Linked DNA regions of Mus musculus: all the other regions are linked to region 2. The links are chromatin loops, found by intact Hi-C in ENCODE. Cell type or tissue: left cerebral cortex. All regions are shown on one strand.

The links. Peaks named below come from ENCODE experiments on the same cell type or tissue, not always from the same donor. Only the 100,000 strongest peaks of a DNase experiment are listed, where the experiment ranks them.
Region 1: it touches region 2 in a loop (2.9-fold over the local background); 2 of 42 quality-filtered maps call a loop at or near these places.
Region 3: it touches region 2 in a loop (11-fold over the local background); 2 of 42 quality-filtered maps call a loop at or near these places.

The regions. Positions count from the first base shown.
Region 1 is chr2:79,350,648-79,358,647 of GRCm38, reverse strand. Cerkl (ceramide kinase-like) reads left to right here. Exons shown (of 13, transcript NM_001048176.1): 5 at 3,584-3,726. Among named protein-coding and RNA genes, the nearest start is that of Gm22606, 6.3 kb to the right of the region's middle. In left cerebral cortex, no CTCF peak of the experiment used is centred here; DNase peaks (open chromatin) are centred at 620 and 3,664.
Region 2 is chr2:79,449,240-79,457,239 of GRCm38, reverse strand. It overlaps Neurod1 (neurogenic differentiation 1), which reads left to right and starts at 604. Exons shown (of 2, transcript NM_010894.3): 1 at 604-689; 2 at 2,192-4,603. The coding sequence starts at 2,203. The coding sequence ends at 3,276. In left cerebral cortex, a CTCF peak has its summit at 3,109; DNase peaks (open chromatin) are centred at 2,866, 3,224, 5,863, 6,373 and 4 more places; H3K4me3 peaks cover 4,125 bases; H3K27ac peaks cover 3,391 bases.
Region 3 is chr2:79,306,538-79,314,537 of GRCm38, reverse strand. Itga4 (integrin alpha 4) reads right to left here. Exons shown (of 28, transcript NM_010576.4): 18 at 695-845. Among named protein-coding and RNA genes, the nearest start is that of Gm22606, 38 kb to the left of the region's middle. In left cerebral cortex, no CTCF peak of the experiment used is centred here; DNase peaks (open chromatin) are centred at 4,777 and 6,814; H3K27ac peaks cover 313 bases.

The DNA of each region.
Region 1 (8,000 bases), 99 kb after region 2:
ACACTGCGAAGAGTCTTTCACTAAACACCAATCAAGTCTCTTAACAAGAATTGCTCAGACCCCAAATGTCCTGCACTGAACCTATTCAAAAGAACGGCCACAGGAATATTTTTGAAAAAAAAATTGGCACAAAGATTTAAAGATGGGAGCCGGGGGTGGTGGTGCACGTCTTTAATCCCAGCACTCGGGAGGCAGAGGCAGGCAGATTTCTGAGTTCAAGGCCAGCCTGGTCTACAAAGTGAGTTCCAGGACAGCCAGGGTTATACAGAGAAACCCTGTCTCAACACCCCCCCCCCAAAAAAAAAAGATTTAAAGATGGGACGAGGCCTAACACAGCATTTCATTTTGATAAGGAGTGGGATCTCTTTCATTCAGGAGCTTAGTCTGGGGCATCTCTGTTTGACTGCAGTGGAGCTGTTGATTGGATGTGGTTAGTAAGTTTTCGTGGCTTCTAGACAGGAGTCTGAGAAGCTACAAGCCAAAAAAGACTCAGTGTGGCTTAGTCAGCAAAGTAAAAACAGCTTGGTAGATGATGTTTAAGAAATACTATTTCCTAAGATTTTAGAGTTTTAAAACAGGAGTCCCATATGCCTCTAGGAAGACACATTGTGACATATTTCAAAAGCCAAGAGAAACAGCAGATCAACACTCGTGACAGCTGGTGTCCCACTACAGTGTGTTCGAGCAAACAGTGTGGGATCCATGGCTCAAATCTGAGGGAGGTTCAGGTTCCACATTTCTCCTATTTATGCTATAGAATGGCAAAGAAGAGGTTTGTGCAGGCTCAAAGCTCAAAGTGGGAGTTGCACTCACTGTAAGGTGAACACTGTTAAACCAGTTCTTAAGAGTTTATGTTATTGTCAGTATAGTAGCCTTTGCTTTTCCTTTGGACTTTTTATTTCCTGGATTGCACAACTTGTTTCTTTTGATCATAGAACTTGATATACAAAATATACTGTAGGTGGTACTTGGCTAACATTGACTTTTTTTTTTTCAGTTTGACCTTGGTATCTGTATTAATTACTGCTACTGCTGTTTTAAGCCAAACTCAGAAAAATCACCTGACATTCAACATTTCAAAGTTAATATTGGTTGTGATGAATAAGAAAACAGTCCCTTTAGGCCTTTGTCATTATTCTTTTTTAAAAAATATTATTTATTTACTTTTATTTATATGAGTACCCTATAGCTGTCTTCAAACCCACACCAGAAGAGTGTGCATCGGATCCCATTACAGATGGTTGTGAGCCATCATGTGGTTGCTGGGAATTGAACTCAGGACCCCTGGAAGAGCAGTCAGTGCTCTTAACTGCTGAGTCATCTCTCCAGCCCCGTCATTACTCTTTTAGAGAAACAAATAACATACACCCTAACTCCACTTTTCTAGAAAGAATCATTCTACTGAGGCCAAGGGCAAAGTTTACTTGCTCTGAGAACAGCAAGAGTTACCAGATGCAAAGGAATAATTCAAGTAACTTCAGTATAAAGTAAACTTATTACAAAAGAATGATTTTTTTCTTTTCTTATAGTATACCATTTCCTGATGTTCTTATATTAAATACAGTCCTTGGGCTCCTGTCACATACCTGGATGTAATCACAAGAGTTGGACTAGGATTTTTCTCTCTGCTTTGACAAAATACTTGATTTTTTATTTCTTGGGGGAAAACAGCTTAAGGAAGGAGGGGTGTGATTTGGCTCACAGTTTGAAGTAGGTGTAGTCTTTGTGGCAGGAAGGCAGGGCAGCACAGCTGTGAGGTGGCTGGATACATTGTTTCCATTGACAGGACACAGAGAGCATGAATGCTGGTGTTCAGCTAACTTTCTCCTGTTTGTATTTAGTCTAGGAAGATAGCCTGCAGGATGGTGCTGCCCAAGGTCAAGAACTTTCCTTCTTAGTGAATCTTTTCTAGACATACACTTGTAGACTCCCCAGAGGTGTGGTTCCATGCAGATTCTAAATCCACTCAAGTAGACAATGAAAATGCATAGTGACCTAGCAGTTGTTGATATAAATCAGTATATTCCTTTCTAATTTGTTCAGTTTCATGTTGAAGTTACTAGTTAGAATTGATTTTCAAGGTAATACAACTCCAATGAGGCCACATTCTTTGGATTTCATATATAGGATGGAGAATGATATATTGAATGATAGTGTAGACACTCACTAGTGGGTAACCATTGGAAAGCTACTTAATCTTTCTAAACCTTAGTTAGCTTCCTGATCTATAAATGGAATGGATGCTATCAATATCTATTATCTGCAGGTATCACTTAAATAAGTTGATACCTGGAGAGTACTAAGAACAGTGATATATCCACTGTATTGTGAATATATATTCACTATATCATATATATTCAGTATATTCACACTCATATATCACTGTTACTTTATTGTTACAGATACCATTTGGATTTGTTTCAGAAAATTTTCATAACAAAATTTCAAAGATTATTTATTTATCTGGCAGTGTAATATCCAAAATAAATTCAAGACTACCCACTACCTTCCTCCTTCAAAAGAACTTTCAAAACTGTACTAGCAGGACAAGTACAGAGTCAGATAAAAAGCTGGCTGACTAAACAAATATAGAAACATAGTTTTAAGGGTCAAAATTACTAAGCTTCCAAAACAAGATTATCAATTCCCCTGCCCAGCCTCACACTAAAAACCTCAAAGACAGACAAAATGAAAATCACCCTATACAAACTAACCAATGTCTAAAAAGGTTATTGGCTACACCGATTAAAAAAGCCAAACTACCCTGGTGCCTATATCTGGCCCTTACAGAGGTATAAAAAGTGTGTTCTTTCTTTGTTCTGGGTCTCTCCTCCGGCCTGCGTGCTGAGAGGGGCTTCCCCAACATGTTGGATAACTAAAATCCTCGAGCGTTTTGCAACAATGGCGGTCTCTGTGGTCTTTGTGTGAGTGAGGGTCTTTGACAAGCTACAAGAGCAGAATACTCACTAGAAGGACGTCTCTAACCCTAGTAATGAGCTCTATATCTATGATGTATGAGTTTATATATCTATGATGGTGTCACTTGTAGTCATGTGCTGCAATCGTATGTTACACAAGAATCAACTCTTTTCAGCTAAACCAATTTTTTTGGAGGGAAGAGTTTACACGATCCTTTCAGATCACATATAGACATCAGCATGTACATAGTTATGGCTAAGGTTTTTTAACAGAGTTCATGAGACATAGAGGCTCTCATGGAAAAAATCAAAAGCAAACAGATAAGGTTAAAAAACTGGAAGTGACATGCTTTTGAATGTTAACAACCAAATGCTGGTTGGATTAAAGTTAGAATTTTCACTTTTTAAATACCTTGTAACTCAAACTATTTTGTCTATGGAGAACTGTGGAAGATTCTGGTTTTAAAAAGCATGTGGACCTGTGTGGTGCTGTGTCTTCTCAGCCATTGTCTCAAACTAAATGTTTGAAGTTATTTTGAATGATCGTATCCGCTACACAGACACCTGCACTATGTACGTGAGGTTAGAAAATATTTTAGATTCTAGATGTCATGTACGCCAGCTAATCCTGCTTCCTTCTGCTCTGCCTGCTTCCTTGTTTGTAGTGTTGTCTGTGTTGGTGGAGATGGATCTGCGAGTGAGGCCGCCCGCGCTTTGCTCCTCAGAGCTCAGAAGAACGCGGGAGTGGAGATGGACTGCATCCCGACTCTCGTTGGAGCAGAGCTTCCTCTTGGCTTCATTCCAGCAGGCAAGGCGTAGTCACAGATTCCTTCAACCGCTCCTGTCCTAGTTCGCTTTCTATCACTGTGACCAACACCTTGACTGAAACTAAGCTGTGGAGAAGAGAGCTTATTCCGTCTTACAGCTTTCAATCCATCGTGGCGAGGAAGCCAAGGCAAGAACTGGAGCAGAGGCCATGGAAGGGCGGGGCTTACTAATTGTTCGCCATGCTTTCTCAGCTACCATCAGCTCAGGCGTGGCAACACCCACAGTGGGCTGGACTTTCCCATATCGGTGATTAGTGAGAAAAAAATACTTCTTATCCCACAGACTTGCCTACAGGCCAGTGTGATATGGAGGTATCTTTCAAGTGAGGCTTCTTCTTCTAGTTTGCATGTTAACAAAACCAAATCTGTACAGTGCTCTTGTCCTTCATCCCATTTTCTAATATACAAATATACATCGCATAGCCTGAGTCAAGTAGGTCACGTTGGCTCTGATGTAGCCTCATGTATCTCCTAGCATTTCCTTCCACAAGCACATGTGACACTTGGGACAAACCATTTAACCTTTAGGAACCTCATTTTTTTTCTAATCTCCATCAGGAGAATAATGTATAATATCCACTCTGTTGCAAGATTATTGTACTATGAAGTTTGATGTGTATAAAGGGTCTATAGACACTTTTAGCAATTATCAGTAGAATTTTAATTTCACTATGAAAGAATCTAATGACCTCTAGTACTAGAGAGGGAGTTTGAAAACATGGCTGCTCTGAACATGGTATTTACAACGTCTCGGAGGTAAAACATGGGACCCAGGTAGTTGTACTATCAGCAGATAACCTAGAGAGCCAGAAGATTCCTTCTGCCTGGATAGAGAACCCAGGTCCTGGAGGGCAATCTTGCTCATGGCTCTTCATCTCTTATGCCAGGCATATCCCCCAGTGCCTTAGTACAGCAATAATGCTGTTTTGTGTGTATACAGAACATATATTGAGTAAGTAACACCTAAGATGTAGGTTCCACCATAGCATGCACAAATTAAAAAAAAAAAAGCATAGGGGTAACCTGGGAGCCATTAATGGGAGATGATGGTGTCACAGTAGGCCAGCTGGTGGACAGTCCTGCATGCATGCCATGGAAAGCAGTCTGAGTTTGACCTGAGACTCAGGAGAGAACTGTGGGGTATTTCAGATCAGGGGAACCATTCCATCTAATCTAGGCAAGGTTTGATGCAGGGTACAGGATTCCTTGTGGATAAGGTTGGGAGAAAGCAGAGGTCAGAGCCATGGAAATGGAGAAAGGCTATGATTTAGAAAAGAAAATTTTATTATGTGTATAATTCACTCAACCCACTGAGCAATAATAGAGGGAATTTATTACTTTATTTTTCATTTTAAAGAAGAGTTTATATCGCTGCGGTAAAGCACCATGAAGATAGAAAGGGCTTGTTTCATTTTCCAGCTTGTATTAATTACAGTATGTAGAGAAGTCAGGGCAGGAACTTGAGGAAAGAACCCAGAGGCCATAGAGGAATGCTGCTTACTGGCTTGCTCTTCGTAGCTTACGCAGCCTACTTTGTCATGGCATCCAGACCACCTGCCCAGTAGTTACACTACACACAGTGAGTTGCAAGCATCAACCAAGAAGATGCCCACAGGCCAATCTGGTAGGGCACTTTCTCAACTGACATTCCCTTCTCCCCAAATGACTCTGGCTTATGTCAAGTTGATATAAAACTAACCAACACAGAAATCACTGTACAAAACTGTTAAGACAAAAACAGGAAAAATATTTTTTCGTATGAAAACAAAAAAAGTGTGTGATTAAAGAGAATTCCCTGTGCGTTTGATAACCGTATCATGCCACACATTTAGACTTATCCGTACTCTGCATTTTGCTATTATAGAGATCGTGTTCTTATGTACTTAACATGAACGGTTCTGGAAGAGACTAGCTTTTATTATTGTAAAGCATATTTGTAATTTTGCATGTGTATATGTTATTCAGTAGCTACTTATAAAGATATCATTAAAGAAAAAAAAAACAGAAAGGGATCCAAATACCTTTGTGAAGTATAAAGTCTTTCACAAAATCGATAATTTAAACAGGGAGAGATTAGAATACGTCTTAACAATTTAAGATACTTACAAAAACCAATAATGGTCTTGAAGAAGATAATAAATGACCTTGACTAAAGGAGGTAGGGGAAGAGATGCAATTTGGATGATTGCTTCATCCGAATTTATTTCTTGACCCTCAGTGTCGTTTCAGTAGTTCTGCCTGTGGCTGGTGGGAGCTTCCCAGCAGTGTATGTGCCCAGGCTGCTGTTCTTCTCATTAGCGCTTGAATCTCTGAGGTCATTCACTAACCACCATAGCTCAGAAATGGAAAGGGCACCTTCTAAGAAGTGTGCATCTGACATGGAGGGGAGCTGGTTATAAAAATTGGTCATTATGCTCATGTCTGTAATATGTAACCAGTTTTTTGTTTTTTTTTACAACGGCATAATGTTGAGACATTGAGGATCCCTGTCCCCAGTCCTGCTTAATTTCAAAGCACATTTCACATTTGAAAATATTCTGGTTTTCAGGGGCTATTTCCAGGAATGGCATTGCCATCTTTTTGCTTTGAAGATGCAGCAGGCTGCCAAACTCTGGTAGTTGGATAGGAGTTGCAGCTTGCTAATTCTGTCTAATAGGAAAGGACAGTCATGTGTGGGCTGTTTAATATAAGGATGCTATGCCTAGTCAGGGCTTTTGATGAAGAATGGGAACAAGAACTAGGCAGGAAGTTTCCAAGCTGCCCATGAGGAGACAATCTGCCTTTGAAGCCATTTGCCTCCTGGAGAGAGACACCCAGAGGGAGAGTGTTTAGTAAATTACTCCACTGAGCCAACAGACTAAGCCTCTGAATTATCCTCAGACTCAAATGTATCAGATGTGGGAAAGCCTGTATTTGAACTGCTGGCCATTAGGAATGGTGCTTGTTGCTATGGTAACCGGTGCTAAGGAACTATACAAACAGAGTCTGATTAGAAGGGAAGGGGGTTGGGGACTTAGCAAGGAAAGCTGGAGAGGACATTAAAAATTATAAAAAAAAAGCAATCCCGTTGTTGTAAAACAAGACGTAATCCACACGCTGATGGCTCAGAACTATATATTCCTATAGAGTTTGCATAAATAAATTTCATGCTTTCCAATTAATTTGAGAAGAGCAAAATATTGCCGAGGGACCATTAATTTCTATGATATTTAAGGCAAAGAACCCATGTGTAGGTGCTGCTTTCATGAGAATTTTAGACATGCTTGGCTAGGAAGTCATTACATCACATTTATCTGCTTGGATGTGGGAGACATTAACAGCCTTATGAATATTCATGCTGTCTGGTTAATTAACTTAATTGTTCTGCAGAAGTGCTTGCACTATCAAGAACAATTTTTTTCACTTATTTATTTATTTACTCATTCATTCATTCATTCATTCATTCATTCGCTGCTTCTGTTGGAGTCTGTGAGTGCTGCCTTATACTTTCAGACAGGGTTCCACTTTCTCTTCCATGAAATGCTGCATCCCCAACCCCAGATCACCCCAGTTCTTTGTTTTTAGCACATTTCAGCATGGGGGGGAGGGGCAGGTGGGCAAAGTTACTAGTAGCATTTAAAAAATAACTTTTCTTGCAAATTAAAATGTTTACCTTCTGCTATTTATGTGAACAGCATGGTCCTCTCTATTGAGGACTTTTTTTTTCAACCCATGTACAGTTTTCTAGAGGGGAAAAGTACTATTTTCAAATTTATGATTTGTACTTTATGATTTATAAAAGTACTTTCTCCTGAGCTTTCAGGTTTACTTCAGAGTGCTAACGAAATTCTCATTCAAAGATCAAGGTGTGCTTTAATGAGTAGGTGGTAAGTAGTTTCTGACCTCTGGTCACGCTTCCTATGACAGATGAGTTGTGTGAAATTGGAGGACAGTTGCAGAACTTGGCAGGTCATGAAAGCAGCACACTGATTTCTAGCATTCCAAAAGGACTTTGCTTGACCACTCACCATATTTTAGACTCATGAAGCAGTCTGTACTTTGATGTGTCTCCTTAGCTACTGTGCATAACAGTGTTACGTTATGCATCTTAAAACTTTTTCATGGGGAATGCTTTTATAGTCTTCTTCTAACTAACCCTAGGAATGGAGGAAATGATGTCCTGGGATACTGCGATCACTAATCCTGAAGGACCATCTCTAATAATATGTCCTTTCGAAACCTTGACTGTAAAATTGGATGCAGCAAGACAAAAAGA
Region 2 (8,000 bases):
CACCGGAGACCATTGTCAAGGGAAGGACCCTTCAGTGCACCTCAGTATCTGGGATTGTGAGTGGTTCACCTCTGTCTACCTCTCTGCGCTAAAGCAGTCTTCAGGCTAGGACATAGACTCAGTGATCTTTCTTTACCTTTCCAGCTCGCCTCCCGCAACCCCCCCCCCCCCCACATGTCCTCTGTCTTCTGCTGCCACAAAGGGTTAATCTCTCCTGCGGGTAAAAACAGGTCCGCGGAGTCTCTAACTGGCGACAGATGGGCCACTTTCTTCTGGCCACAAAGGGGCCGGAATGGAGCGCTCCGCGGCATACAAATAGGCAGGTCACGTGGTTCCCGGCTCTTGGCTGGACCGGGAAGACCATATGGCGCATGCCGGGGAGGAAGGAGCAGGGGCGGAGGTACTGTGGGGGTGAGGGGAGTGGTGGTGGAAGGGGGCGGGAGGAAAGTTCTGGGGAGGGGTGAATGAGGGCGGGAGTCGTTCAGTCTGGACGCGTGCGCGATTGCGGGGCGCAGGGACCTGCTCGTTGCTCAGCTCACGGCCCCGCCCGCGCTCAGCATCAGCAACTCGGCTATATAACCCTAGCGCCCGCGCCACCGGGACACGAGGAATTCGCCCACGCAGAAGGCAAGGTGTCCCGAGGCTCCAGGGTTATGAGATCGTCACTATTCAGAACCTTTTAACAACAGGTAATTATGATTCCTATTTTTTACTCTCCCGAGAATAAAAGCAATAATTGAAGAGCTGTACCTTGGTACTTTGCATGCGCACATTTGTGGAGTCGGTTGTCCCTATATTTGAGATCAGTGTCCCTCCTCGTAATTGCCCACAAGTACTCGCACGTAATGAGTCCCAGCACTCAAGTACCCCCTGCAGGCTTTCTAATTACATTTAATTTTTAATAGTATAGAAGCTTTTAGAATGTTTGGGGAGGGGAGTAACTGTAATTATTTGTAAGCGGTTATTTGAAAGTCCCCAAAGCAAACAACCACTTCCAGTTCTCACTTATTCAGGGGAGAAAAGGAGAGAAAGAGAAAAACAAAACAAAACAAAACAAACAAACAAAAACACCTGCTGCCCATAGTTTTATTTGGTGTACAGATATTTAGGCTCATCGTGCATATGAAACTATCTATTTCAGGAGAATGTAGTACTGGAAAACCGATTGGACTCTGAAATAGCTTAGCTGAAATGTAGGGAGAGGGGGAGAAAAGGAAGGAAATTTTCCTGCTACCTGTTACTGTCCCAGAGGCGGCCAAGTCCCCATGCTGGGGCCAGACATTCAGTTGTTTTACTAAAGGCTTTTTACAGTTCTTATGAGAAGCAGCACCTTCACCATTGCCAGTCGCTGACCATTGTAATTACTCCATCTTTTAAAGGGAGGTTTGAGGCGAACTTTGAAAAGCCCCAATAAAGAGCGGGCGGCCCTTTCAATGGGCTGTTTATTAGAGAGGAGCCTTTTGCACCTGATCCCCAGCGCGTGGGAGAGCCTCGCCTGGGAGCCAGAGCTTTTGTACAAGGTGGGAATTTAGCGGGGGCGTGGGGGGGGGGTGGTGAGGCAAAGAAAGAAAGGCAAGAGAGGGATGGAAGACTTGTGCCCACTTCTGTGGCCAAATGTGTTGTCGATAGGAAAATAATTTGATGGAAACTACCTTTCCTCCTCTGTGCATTGGCTCTCCCTTCCATATAATCTTCTTTAAAAATTGGGGTCAGTGCTAGGAAATTACGTAATGGCTTTTCAATTTATTTAAACCTCTAAGTAGTGCGAAGCCAGAGCAGAGATGAGTTCAGAGTATTCCATTTCCAAACTCATCGTTTTTGTGAGTTGGGAGTGACTTGGGACACAGTCAGAAAACCATGCACTCTGTACGCATTTCCACACAGGGCACCTGGCCAGATAATTGCCCTGCACACAGTTGAGCTGATCACTAGGAAAGGCACCCATAGCCACTCATGACAGGCCTAGTGGTACCTACTACGCAGCACCGAGGTACAGACACGCCAGCATGAAGCACTGCGTTTAACTTTTCCTGGAGGCATCCATTTTGCAGTGGACTCCTGTGTATTTCTATTTGTGTGCATTTCTGTAGGATTAGGGAGAGGGAGCTGAAGGCTTATCCAGCTTTTAAATATAGCGGGTGGATTTCCCCCCCTTTCTTCTTCTGCTTGCCTCTCTCCCTGTTCAATACAGGAAGTGGAAACATGACCAAATCATACAGCGAGAGCGGGCTGATGGGCGAGCCTCAGCCCCAAGGTCCCCCAAGCTGGACAGATGAGTGTCTCAGTTCTCAGGACGAGGAACACGAGGCAGACAAGAAAGAGGACGAGCTTGAAGCCATGAATGCAGAGGAGGACTCTCTGAGAAACGGGGGAGAGGAGGAGGAGGAAGATGAGGATCTAGAGGAAGAGGAGGAAGAAGAAGAGGAGGAGGAGGATCAAAAGCCCAAGAGACGGGGTCCCAAAAAGAAAAAGATGACCAAGGCGCGCCTAGAACGTTTTAAATTAAGGCGCATGAAGGCCAACGCCCGCGAGCGGAACCGCATGCACGGGCTGAACGCGGCGCTGGACAACCTGCGCAAGGTGGTACCTTGCTACTCCAAGACCCAGAAACTGTCTAAAATAGAGACACTGCGCTTGGCCAAGAACTACATCTGGGCTCTGTCAGAGATCCTGCGCTCAGGCAAAAGCCCTGATCTGGTCTCCTTCGTACAGACGCTCTGCAAAGGTTTGTCCCAGCCCACTACCAATTTGGTCGCCGGCTGCCTGCAGCTCAACCCTCGGACTTTCTTGCCTGAGCAGAACCCGGACATGCCCCCGCATCTGCCAACCGCCAGCGCTTCCTTCCCGGTGCATCCCTACTCCTACCAGTCCCCTGGACTGCCCAGCCCGCCCTACGGCACCATGGACAGCTCCCACGTCTTCCACGTCAAGCCGCCGCCACACGCCTACAGCGCAGCTCTGGAGCCCTTCTTTGAAAGCCCCCTAACTGACTGCACCAGCCCTTCCTTTGACGGACCCCTCAGCCCGCCGCTCAGCATCAATGGCAACTTCTCTTTCAAACACGAACCATCCGCCGAGTTTGAAAAAAATTATGCCTTTACCATGCACTACCCTGCAGCGACGCTGGCAGGGCCCCAAAGCCACGGATCAATCTTCTCTTCCGGTGCCGCTGCCCCTCGCTGCGAGATCCCCATAGACAACATTATGTCTTTCGATAGCCATTCGCATCATGAGCGAGTCATGAGTGCCCAGCTTAATGCCATCTTTCACGATTAGAGGCACGTCAGTTTCACTATTCCCGGGAAACGAATCCACTGTGCGTACAGTGACTGTCCTGTTTACAGAAGGCAGCCCTTTTGCTAAGATTGCTGCAAAGTGCAAATACTCAAAGCTTCAAGTGATATATGTATTTATTGTCGTTACTGCCTTTGGAAGAAACAGGGGATCAAAGTTCCTGTTCACCTTATGTATTGTTTTCTATAGCTCTTCTATTTTAAAAATAATAATACAGTAAAGTAAAAAAGAAAATGTGTACCACGAATTTCGTGTAGCTGTATTCAGATCGTATTAATTATCTGATCGGGATAAAAAAAATCACAAGCAATAATTAGGATCTATGCAATTTTTAAACTAGTAATGGGCCAATTAAAATATATATAAATATATATTTTTCAACCAGCATTTTACTACCTGTGACCTTTCCCATGCTGAATTATTTTGTTGTGATTTTGTACAGAATTTTTAATGACTTTTTATAACGTGGATTTCCTATTTTAAAACCATGCAGCTTCATCAATTTTTATACATATCAGAAAAGTAGAATTATATCTAATTTATACAAAATAATTTAACTAATTTAAACCAGCAGAAAAGTGCTTAGAAAGTTATTGCGTTGCCTTAGCACTTCTTTCTTCTCTAATTGTAAAAAAGAAAAGAAAAGAAAAAAAACCAACAAATTGCACAATTTGAGCAATTCATCTCACTTTAAAGTTTTTCCTGCTCGCTCCCTAAAATAGAAACCAGACCCATAACACTCAAGAGGATGAAAACCGAAATGCATTCCTTATCAAAACACATCAATTCATTACTTGCACAAGCTTGTAAATACATATTATAAATAAATGCCAACACACACTCCTTTAAATCAAAAGCTGCTTGACTATCACATACAATTTGCACTCTTTCTTTTTAGTCTTTTACTTCTTTGAATTCCATGATTTTACGGAGTGTTTGAAGATATTGATGTTTCCAGAAAATATAAATGCATGATTTTATACATAGTCAAACAAATGGTGGTTTGTCATCTATTCATGTAATAAATCTGAGCCTAAATTTATTCAGGTTGTTAATGTTGGGTTTTTATACCTGTGTAGTCAGTTAGTACAGTAGTTTAAATAAAATTCAAACCATCGAATTCATAATTAGAACAATAGCTGTTGCATGTAAAATGCAGTCCAGAATAAGTGCTGTTTGAGATGTGATGCTGGTACTACTGGAATTGACATGTACTGTAATCTTGTTTGTAATCCTGTGTATTATGGTGTAATGCACAATTTAGAAAACTCCCATGCAGTTGCAATAAAAATAGTATGGAAAATCAAAACAATTGTTTCATTTCTTTCGAAAGTGGATTTTAAAGAGTAAAATTGTAGCGAGGAGGATCAACGTCTGTATTTGCTGAGTTAAATGTTAAACATTAGGAATAAAATATAGAGTTGAGCTTGTCCTGTGCTTAGTCTGTTATCTTGCTTAGAGGGTCACTGGCTTCTCAGATAACAAACAGACCTCGCCTCTGTTTTATTATTTGGAGTATTGAGCACAGAGTAAGCTGGACAAAAAACTCTGGTTTTCTAAAGGTGAAACGTCTTCACCTTTACTCTCTTTGTTTGTTTGTTTGTCTCTGTTTGTTGAAATGATTGTTAGAAGTTTCTTTTATTTTTCAGGCGGATTTACTTAAGTATTAACTAGCAAGACATAAGCAAATACCTTAGTTTAATTTGTTTATACATATTTAAAGCATAAACAAAATTGAATATTTTCTCACTGTTCTGTTATCTGTATCTTTCCTGAACTAGATAGCTTTCTTTCAAACAGTCCTGCACTCCAAACTATATATCTGATATTGTAGGAAAATTATTTAATTAATTGAAAGGCTCCCAAAAGATGAGGCATTTTATAATGGTTCTATTAAGTGTTTGGGATGTCTTCACTAATTGTTCCACTAAAGTGCTAGTGAGCTTTTGGTACATAAGTATATACTATTTGTGTTCTATTTTAGGAGTGTATATTACTCCACAGTTTTCTGTACAGTCCTGCTATTTTATATTTTGATTTTATAAACACACACACACACACACACACACACACACACACCACACCACACCACACCACACCACACCACACCACACCACACCACACCACACCAACTTAACTTCTGGTAAGTCTACTTAATAAATAGTTTGGCATTTCCCTTCCCATGAGAAATGACTGACAGTCTTGATTTTTATGGAATAGCATTTTGGCAGTTGTATTGTCTCTACTGTGATTCTGATTGCTGTCATTGTTCCTTCTCTGATTCGGATACCACATTGGATGCCTACCTCCCTTGCAAGCATGTTCCTTTAATCTCCTTCTCGTTGGTGGCTTAAGGGTTCCAGAAAACTGACCTTATTTAGTAAGCTGCTCCAGAAAAACGTGAGTAATCTAATAGACAGGAACAATTAGCCATAGTAATAACGTTGCCAACGAGGCCCCATCAAGCTGTGACAGTAGCAGTAAGGGATATTTCAACATTCAAAAAAATTAATGTAATTTAAAATAATGTTTTCTACCAGCCTTTATCACACACAGAAATACATTAAAGCTGGTCCCAACTTTACCCCAAATGTAGTTGTCTCTTTCCAAGTGAATCAGAGCAGTTATTTTGGAATCAAGCTGTTGCTTCCTAGCCTGGATTTTTCTCACCATTGACTTTAGGAGACACAATACTGATAGCAGAATCCTTCAGCCTCCCAGCACAGGAAACCATAAAGTGAACATTCAGATCTGATCTGATCTATTAAGCAGCTCAGTTTCACCTGTAATTAAAATTAGACATCTCCATGCAAACTAAAAACTGTTGCTAGAGTCAACAGAAGAACCAAGGGTGGTGTTTCTAGAATCACAACATTTAAAATGGGAAGCAAAAGAATCTAGACTATGGGTTTCATTAGAGGTAGGCGTGAAGGATGAAGGCTCTGCTTCACTCTTTTTCTTTTTCATTTTGTGTGTGTTTAAAATTTCACTCTAAAGGCGTAGGGATTCTTTCAGTCAGTCAGGGAGTAACTCACATGCCACCATCTTTTATTCAAAGGCAGGCACAGATGTTCCTTCTGCAGGGAAGGTTTTAATTTATGAAAATGATATTGTTTATGCATGAATGAACTGCATGCACCCTGCATAACGCATAGCACTTCCATCTGATCAGAGAAATACCACCAAACCAGCGCCAATGTCAGAAACATATTCTACACATTTACTCACTCAAATGTTTAATGAATATTTGGAATGCATTTTCAAACCATAAGAAATCTTTTAAATTATCTCCTTCATTTCTTTTATGAATTGTTAAGCACATTTTAAAGATACTTTTACAGTCTTTATGTTTGCTTAATCCTTATGTGAAGCTAATAAAAAACAGTTTTTTTTTTTTTGTGAAAACCAAGAAAAGAGGGGGGGTGAGCTGATAGCTTTGGACCAAGAAAAATATTTCATGTGGTTTGCCTATGTGGTGCTTGATATAATATTTGGGTTCTATATTCTTGTTCTTCGTGAGCAATTGATGTTCCTATCCTAGAAAATACAGCTTTGTAATATTAAAACACCTGGAAAACTTATTTCTAGAAGAAGCTGGCAGATTATTTCATAGTAGGAGAGGAATTTTAGTTAAATATTTTAACTACTGTATAATTCTTATAGAATAGGACTACTCCATAAAATTTAAGTTTTATTTTTATCAATTTCAATGTTATATCTATATCTATTTTTAACTATTAAAAAGACCATTTCATGAACCTACTAATGGAACACCACATATTCTGAGTAGCCTACAGATTTTTAGATTTATAATATGTTATAGCAAAATGATATTGCAGCCAAATTCTAAGTAGTGCAGTTTATTGTTTAAAAATATCAGTATGTTTTCATCATTTGAACATTTATATAAATTCTTACAAAACTGATGCATCTTCTGCAAGAGGCCTAAATTCTGCAATTACTAAAATGATATATGGATCATTAGCTAACAGTATGAGCCAAGCTGTTTTAGTTCTATAATTATATGAGAAATTTGAACTGAAATATCTATTAAACAATTAATAAAACTAGGTTTCAAATGCAGATTGGTTTTGTCCTAATGGAAAATTACCAAGCTATTTATGAAGTTGTTCTTAAAACCCCTCTTTCAAAAAAGCATCTATAGCCTCTTATTTTATGAAAGAAAAAATACCTAAATAAAAATTTCAGTTCAAGTAACCATGAAAAACTAAAAGAGCCAATGTGACATCTTGTGGAACCCCAGGACTGAAGATTCATGTTATCATTGTAAGAGGCACTCTGGAGTCAGATGAGCAGTGATTTGTATGGTGGCATAATCATTGGCTCCTGGCCAGGCATTGTGTTTCAATGGACGCCATTATCAGGAACCATTCAGCTAGAAATCTGCACTGTATGCACGCAGAAGTTGAGATCATATGCCTTCCTATGTCAGAAAATTCTGTGCTGGCAATTGACTCGCACAGTCTCTCCACGCACACTAACACTTGGTTCAATGGCTCTGATGGTATTAACAATGGAGCCAAGCTAGTGGCATATACAAGGCCACACAGTCTCCGGGGAAGGCTGAATAAACTGCTAATTTAAAAATACCTTGAAATGCAGAACATTGTGTTAATGGTGGACTAAATCTTTAGATACATTAAGGATGGATTTGGCCACCTACACACTTAGGGAATCGTTTTTTT
Region 3 (8,000 bases), 140 kb after region 2:
ATATATTAAAGTATAGGCTCTGAGTCCATAGAATTTACCCTCCCCTTTTGAAATAGCTTCTTGGTAATCTAGAGAAAGGGGTCAATAATCTACTTTTAAAAGGTGAATGTTGCTGGGGTTTACTGACTAGAGGATAGGGAGATCTCAAGGCAACTATCCCTGGGGCTCTCCTCTTTGTGACTCAAGCCTTCTAACAACTCACTGAATAATTTAATAATGAGTGCCATAAACACATGCATGGAGTACACACAGATACATGTCTACTCCAGGACCTGGCTTGAAAAGCAGGATTTCAACCCGGAGGAAGATTAATAGTTCTGGAGTACAGGATGAAGGCTGAGAACCATGGCTTAAAGTGTGGTGCAGGAATTCTGGGTACTTAGCTTAGCACGAAGGAAGACTATTGCTCTGAGATGAGCATCATCAGCATCTTAAAAACAGGGAAGAATTTGTGGCACTCAAAGAATCCTCTCCTAAAACTGGAAGGAAGGAAGCAGACACCTTTCCCCTTAGATCCCAACAAACTTGTGTCTCAAGGGCAGGAAGAACATCTCAAAATAATGGGAGATTGAGTGATGTCTAGACATTAAGAGGAAAACTTCAGTTGTCTATACTAAATGAGTGGAGTAGCTATGGCATTTACATTTGTCTTTAATCTTGAGTGCCTCCTACCACTGTAGTTTCTAGAACTTACCAGGTCTAAGATCTTAATGAAATAAAGGCCTGTGGGGAGTTGGACATTCAGAGTGGTTTCGTAAGCATCATCGCCAGCGTTGAACAAGGACACGTTTAGCATTATGGTCTTCATGCTCCCAACAGCAAGATAGGTTTTATTTTCATATGGCCTAAAAATTAAGGAATGGAAGTAAAAATTCTCCATCCACATATAAAATATTCATAAATATAAACTATAAACTTAGAATAACAACCATGGGATGACCTCATACAAACAGATTTAAAGTTTCAATTTCTCATATTTCAGACATGTTCAAAAAGCTTTCCCCAAATAAAAGTTTGATGCTATTACCTGTTTGATTTTTAATTAGTTATTATAAAATGGTCTTTTGTTTTAATGCCCTCTTGCTTGACTTACATTTTCCTCATTATTTTGCACAATTTTTATTTCATCTTTGAAAAGATATTGAACTAGATGCTACTCAAGCCAAAAGATTAGAAGGGAAACTGAGGAAAAGAGAGAATGAGGACAACATGGGGGAGTTTATTTAAAGTAAACGATAGAACTCCTCTGGCCTACAGGTGGTGGCACAGAGATTTGTTTGAAGGAGACTGAATTCTTCGAGTAGGTTGCCTCTGACAAGACCTAGTTCAAGTTAGAGGCTAAACCACAGAAATGCTTCAACGTCCTGGCAACTACAATATGCAGGTCACTAGAGATCTGGAGACATACAGGCCTTAGAAAAGCATCCTGCCTTTAGGGATAGAATTTCAATGAGTTTGGCTAGGCCTTGGCCACCCAATCTGTAATAATGGTAAAATGACTCTTCAGTGAAGTTTTGGATCAAGCGCATCCCATGAAATCCCTAGAATATGAGGAACTTGGAGCATAATGAAAATGCTGAAACGTACAGAGCTAGAATAATCCAAACCTTTAAGCCCTGTGCTCATCTCTGTGGTGCACAGTGTCGTCTTCTCCAGGCAGGAAAAACAACAAACCCTCATAACTTTCAGTTACTGTATGTTTTGATTTTCTAAGCTTTCCCCAGAGTCATCTAGTAATTCCAAAATTAGAAAAAAAATGGATTAATTAATTCAAACTGGAGCAGGACGTGTGCCAAAGGAACCAGGTGGAGACTGTCTAACAACAGGATGTGTAAAAGGATACGTAAGAACACATTAAGATCTCTGATTTAAAGTCATGCTTAGAGATGCATAATCACTGAGCAAAACTGAGGGTCCCAGGCAGTGAGTCGGCCACTATGTTGTTTCATCACAAAGCATGTTGTTAAAGTTCATTTACCCACCTCCCCCAAAAAGATAGAAGACCCATTTCCAAACAACTGGAAATAACTATTAGATATACACTGGAAACAACTTTGAATGACGAGCCCTTGAAGAGGAGGTGAGCACCTACTTTTGCCAGGGGTAGGAAAAGCATTGCTGTTCACTTTTCTATTCATATGATATTCAGGTTTGCTACTCCTCGAGATCTTTTTGAAAATACAGTCTGACCACTTTGGAGTCTACATGGATTGTGCCTCTGATTTCTGTTTTACATTCATTCTCTCCCCTTACTCTGCCATGTGCCAACAGTGCCAATGAAGCAATGCCCATGGCAGTGACTGTGACAGAAGAGTCCCTGCTTCTCAGCATGACACTGGGACACTCAAGGGTCCACCCTTGTTTCACCTCCCACTGCACAGGGCATCCCTTTGTTTTAGCTGCATCTACATTCAAATAGCTGCCAAACACAAGATGCTTTCTGATTTCCTTTAAGCTCGCCTCCAACCTGAGCATCATCTCCTCATTATGCACCAGCATAGCTTGTACTTGATCTTAAGACTCAGCGTAATAGCACTAACTCTCAGGAAACACTGAGAAGCACATTGTACAATATCAAATCACGGTTGTCTCTCACCACTAGTCTAAATGTTCATGGAAGCAAGAGGCTGGACTATGGATAGCAGAGTTTTTTTCAGAACCAACAAATACAGTTCTGTGGGTTTTTTGTTGTTGTTATTGTTGTTGTTGTTGTTGTTGTTGTTGTTTTAAGTGAGTATCAGATTAAAATGGCTGGGCTACATTCAAGAGGCAAGTAAAGTGCCCCCAAAATATTGGCTACATTATTCATTTTTAAAGGCTTATGAAATTTTCATAATATTTTCAATATCTATTCTGTAAAATTTCAGCTAGAGAGCATGCTTGCCTGTCCTCAATGATACAAAAATTTCAAATCGCTCATTAAGAAACTCAATGTCCAACACTATGTAGTCATGTGATTTCCACCTTAGTCCACATCCAAAAATGTCAACAGTAGCAAGGCTCCTGAAATGACCACATAAACGATGCTCTTAACTAAGGCAAAATCAGTAGTGGAAAGGAAAAGTTACTTTCCAAAATTATTTATTCTTCTGAACACCAGAGTGGATAAACAGAGTTGTAGCTTAGAGTCCTCTTTCTTCATTTAAAACCCTAAGTACATTTCTAAGAAACTAAACTTACTACTTAAAGATTTGCTCCTGTTATTCAAATCGTTTCCCATTTCAAAGCTGTTTGTATAGAAGGAAGCAAGCATCCTAAGATGCAACTTATTAACTGTGGTTAACTGAATACATGTCAGAGACTGGTGTGCCAACCAAGGAAAGACACTGTATACATGAACAATTCACCGGGGCCCCCCTAAATGACCACTGACTCCTGGAACCCACACTCGAGTTTTAGCCAGTGTGGAATCTCATACAAATGTAATTAGATGTAATCCTTGGTAGCTGCGATTTTGAATGTAGTTTCTTTTATTTAAACTTTGTGAAATTAGTTTCAATCGGTGTTTGCAAATTGCTTGTCACTTAAGTCTGTGCTCCACCCTAGTTAGCCACTTGTCTTCTTCTTTGCCCAGTCAGTGGTAAGTAGGATTTCAGTCATTTCCCATGTAGAACTATAATAGTCTCACATTGAATACACACATATACTTGTTCTGTGTATATATCCCTTTGCATTCCTCCTATCTTTTCTCCCTGTATTTCTATTTATCTTGTAAAAACATTTTTTAAATACAAGATTATACATTATGCAAAGTAAATAACAAATTATACTATAAGAGGGTGTGTTTTAACCTAGAAAAAAAATGCTGTACTAAGTGGATGCCACAGGAAACGCAGGCAGGCCAACAGAGTAGGCATCTGGAAACTCCTGTCTGAACGTAAATCATTCCTTTGTTTTTATAAATAAAGTTTTATTGAGTCTAGCCATTCTCGCTTTTGCACTACTGGTACAGATGAGCAACTGAGACTGAGTGCATTTTTTCCAAGAAATTGAAACTGTCACGTTATAAAAACCATTGGGGTGGCTCCTGCTATACAGCCCACATGACTGATGAAAACTTTCAAATTAACAAGCAACATGTGGTATTACTAGACAACTAAAATCCATTATCTTTGCTGTTGGTTTTTGTTTTGTGTTGTCTGGTTTTTGTGGACTAGAGTCATGCTATATGTAGGCCAGGCAGGCCTTGTACTTGTAATTCCATCCCATGCTCTGGCGTGCTGTAATTACAGGTATGCATCGACATGCCTGGATCCATTCTGACATCAACAGAGGGTCCTTAATCTCAGCTGGCAGAGGCTACAGGCTTTTCCCTTAGAATCCAAGTAGAAGTAGAAAAAGTAATCCAGCCCCAAGCCTTTAACCTCCCCTGTAGCACCCTGTAGAAAAGAAGAGAGAGAAATAAAGGATACCCTATGTGAACCAATTCTCTTTTCTGAGCCTTGGATTTGAGAAGCTGTGCAACAAATGAATAATAAATAACAAAGTACTCATTCTAGACCCTGGCTACCATCTCATCCTGGAGGTACTTGACGGAGTGGTCATGAGCTACCCCAGCACGAAGGAGGTGGTGTGGTTTGCTCATGTTGTGAGCCTTTGGACTTAGTCAGCAGGCTTCTCCTTGGCAGCGATTGTTAAATGGTGAGAAGAGAGCCACGCTGCCTTTTCCCTACCGTTCTATCATCCAGTTACGACCGAAGGGACTTTCAAGGTACTCTAAAAGTAAACTTCAGCTTGACATTAAAGTTTAATTAAGACTTGTACAAGAGCTGCTTAGAAATAGACATTTATAAAATATTCTGGCTTGGAACCAAAGCATTAGTCACTGAACACCTTTGGGAAAGAAGTTGGCACTTTGACAGGCAACAGAAGGTGGCAGCGTGGCATCCGCAGCCAGCTTCTGAGACAGCAGCCGATCAGAGCGGCACCAGGCTCCTGTTGTCAGCAAGACTCCCGGTTTAGTTTCCATTTTAAGCTATTTTGCACAATTACCACAATCCCAACTCCATGATTCTTAAAAGTACACCTTTCTATACATCTTCTTTAACAAGAAGCCATTGAAAAGACACCAGCCAGCGTCCTACATACCATGAAGGAGAGCCAGCTGCACATCTGGACGGGTGGCATGACTGAACCAGCGGCTTCCCTGGGACTTACAGTTCATTCTTCATGAAAACATGCATAATGCAGGCTTGAAATTTACAAAGCTGCTTAGAGTCCACATAACTGACACAAGCCCAAGTACTGTGCACACATGGAACCATAACTTAATAAGTGAATGAGGAAACGAGAAAGCTGTTACACCAGGTTCTACATTTTCTCTCAGTGAACATGACTGGATTTTACAAGACATTCACAAAACCTTAGTATTGTCAATATATTCTTTCTTGGTGCAATAAATTTGGTCTCTGAAGATTACTTAGTTTTGATCAGAATGGTAGGGACAAAAAAGGAAGGAAAGAAGGCAGGCAGGAAGGAAGGAAGGAAAGAAATAAGGAAAGAAATAAACAAGGGGGGAAAAGACAACGCAGCAAAATAAAATGTGAATGGTTAGCACAGCTTAATGCTCAAAGACACACAGCAGAATTATCTGACAAAAGAGAAGCCTTCAGCAACTGGCCTCCAGTCCAAAGTTGAATTTCATCTTCTTTTCTTTTTCTTTACTATCATCTGACTTTGTTGAATAAAAGTTCAAGGAGAGAAATGAAAAGGAACTTGGATTAGGAAGCTGGCCCGGAAGTGAGTGGACGTTAGTATCGAAGCATGAACTTCATTCTTCGCCTGCTTCGGGAGGTCAGTCAGGCTTTGATTTTACAAAGGACAGTTGTATTAGATTAGCCTGTTGAAGAGTTAAATGCATGGTGCCAGGTACCATTCACAACTTACTGTCTACTCAGAGTTCCCCACTTGATGCTACCAGAACCCCAGATTACTCAGGCAGTGGGCAGCATTTCTTTGATGTTGCAGAAGATGAGCATTGAGTTCAGCTTTGGGGAATGAAGCCTGATGGCTAACATGACCACAAAGACTCCATTCTCCCTGCGCAGTGACAGACTCGGGGGAATGTCAAGTTAGAGTAAGCATGAGAAGGGAGATTTTTTTCTGAAAAGCTTTCAAAAGAAAACACACACACACACACACACACACACACACACACACACACACACAAAGCAAACAAACACACTCTTGTTCTTGCATCCACTTCCTTTATGGGAATGTTAGCACTAAAATATTATAATCAAAAATAAAAAAACCAAAAGAACATAAAAGACAACCATATATGCAGGATTTCTGGCTGTATAACAGACCCGCAACTACCATTTCCATGCAAATATTATGCCACATATATATTTCTGTAAGTCAGGATTAGTAAAATTCTTGTTACATGAAGTTAAAAGTAGTCCTAAATGTTATGAAAGCAGTCAGAGGAGATTTTTATCACTAATTCTAGAAACATGAAGCATTGAAGAGTAAGGTCATTTATTTCCTGATCCATATGAAAGGTCTGATTGCAGATTCCTTCTTGTTGCCTAATACCTATTATTCTTGTGATTATGATAACGTGTTTGCTCACTGTTATGTTTCTGTGGGAATTCTGGTTGGTTCACTGTCCCAGGAGGTTGGACACATAGAAGGAGGCCTCAGCCTAATGGAACCAGGAGTGAGTGGGAATCAGCACTGCTTGTCAAACCCGAGTGGTTTATTATTGCAGGCTTCAGAAATTCATGTTCCTTACGGAGTAGATGCATTTACATAAAACAGGCTTCTAGATCTGGGACACATAATACCATTAGTGCCAGCAGAGTTACAGCCAGAAGAAGGCATACAACATATGGCCCCAATTTGCAGACGGTTACTGAGAAAGGAGAGAAGACACCTACATGCAGAGATGTTGTATTTTTGTCTGACACAGAATAACTTACTCAAAACACAGTCAAAAGCTTTCACCGTGGCTCTGAAAACTTAATTAGATGAGCTCTCATTTGCACATCCCCCAAATAAGTTATCATTAGCCTCATAGAAATAGTTTGTAACTTTTCAAAATGATGCAAAGGTACTGGTGCCTACTGCTTTGCACTGGAATGTATACGATTCTAAAAACAGTAGCACCTTTCATTGAACCTTCAAAGGTATCAGGTTTTGAGCTAATCACTTGTAATAAGTGCATTTTAAAAAATTTAAAATCCAATAGAGAAGACATAATTTCTACTATTTTATAGCAAGGAAAGAGGAGGTTCATAGGCTTCTCTTAAGGCGACCTTTTGGGTAAAGCAGTAGAAGTAAGAGTTGAGCCAAGTTGAATCTGATCAGCTTGACCTCCCACGTGAAAGTCACCACTGCATTGCTTGCCTGGTTTCAGAGTAATAAAGTCTTGTAGAAAATAATGGAGTAAGAAGGGTGAAATGAGGCAGGGATAAGAGGAAAGGGTACAGGAGGGCTAGCACTAAAAAAAAACATTGAAAGGCCAAATGGAAACTTATGATTGTAGAAGTTATCGAGAGAGAGAGAGAGAGAGAGAGAGAGAGAGAGAGAGAGAGAGAGAGAGAGAGATAGAGATAGAGAGAGAGAGAGAGAGAGAGAGAGAGAGAGAGGAGAAATAAAGCACCAATAGCAGAAGTAGGCTTGAGTGTGACCACCTTGAGAAGCCATGCCCAAAGATGCCAACAGTGGCACAGGTGTATGGGAGTAACCAACCATCTTCTGATTTGCTATAAGGGCCACTTCATACTATGGAACCTAAGCCTGGCAACTGAGGCCAACAACCCAAGACGCTGATGTCTCATAAGACCTAGCAAAGAATCCAGTGCTATTATTCTGCTAAATGGACAAAGTATTTAACAAATTCTCAAAAAACAAAAACAAAAAAACAAAAACCCACGAGTCTTTATGCCCATAGATCAGGACATCTCTTGACCTTAGTCCCAGGTGCTTCTTTTGTAGTAGATTGTGGTGAACACAGAAACTCACAACTGGTCAACCTACAGAGAATAATACCTGGC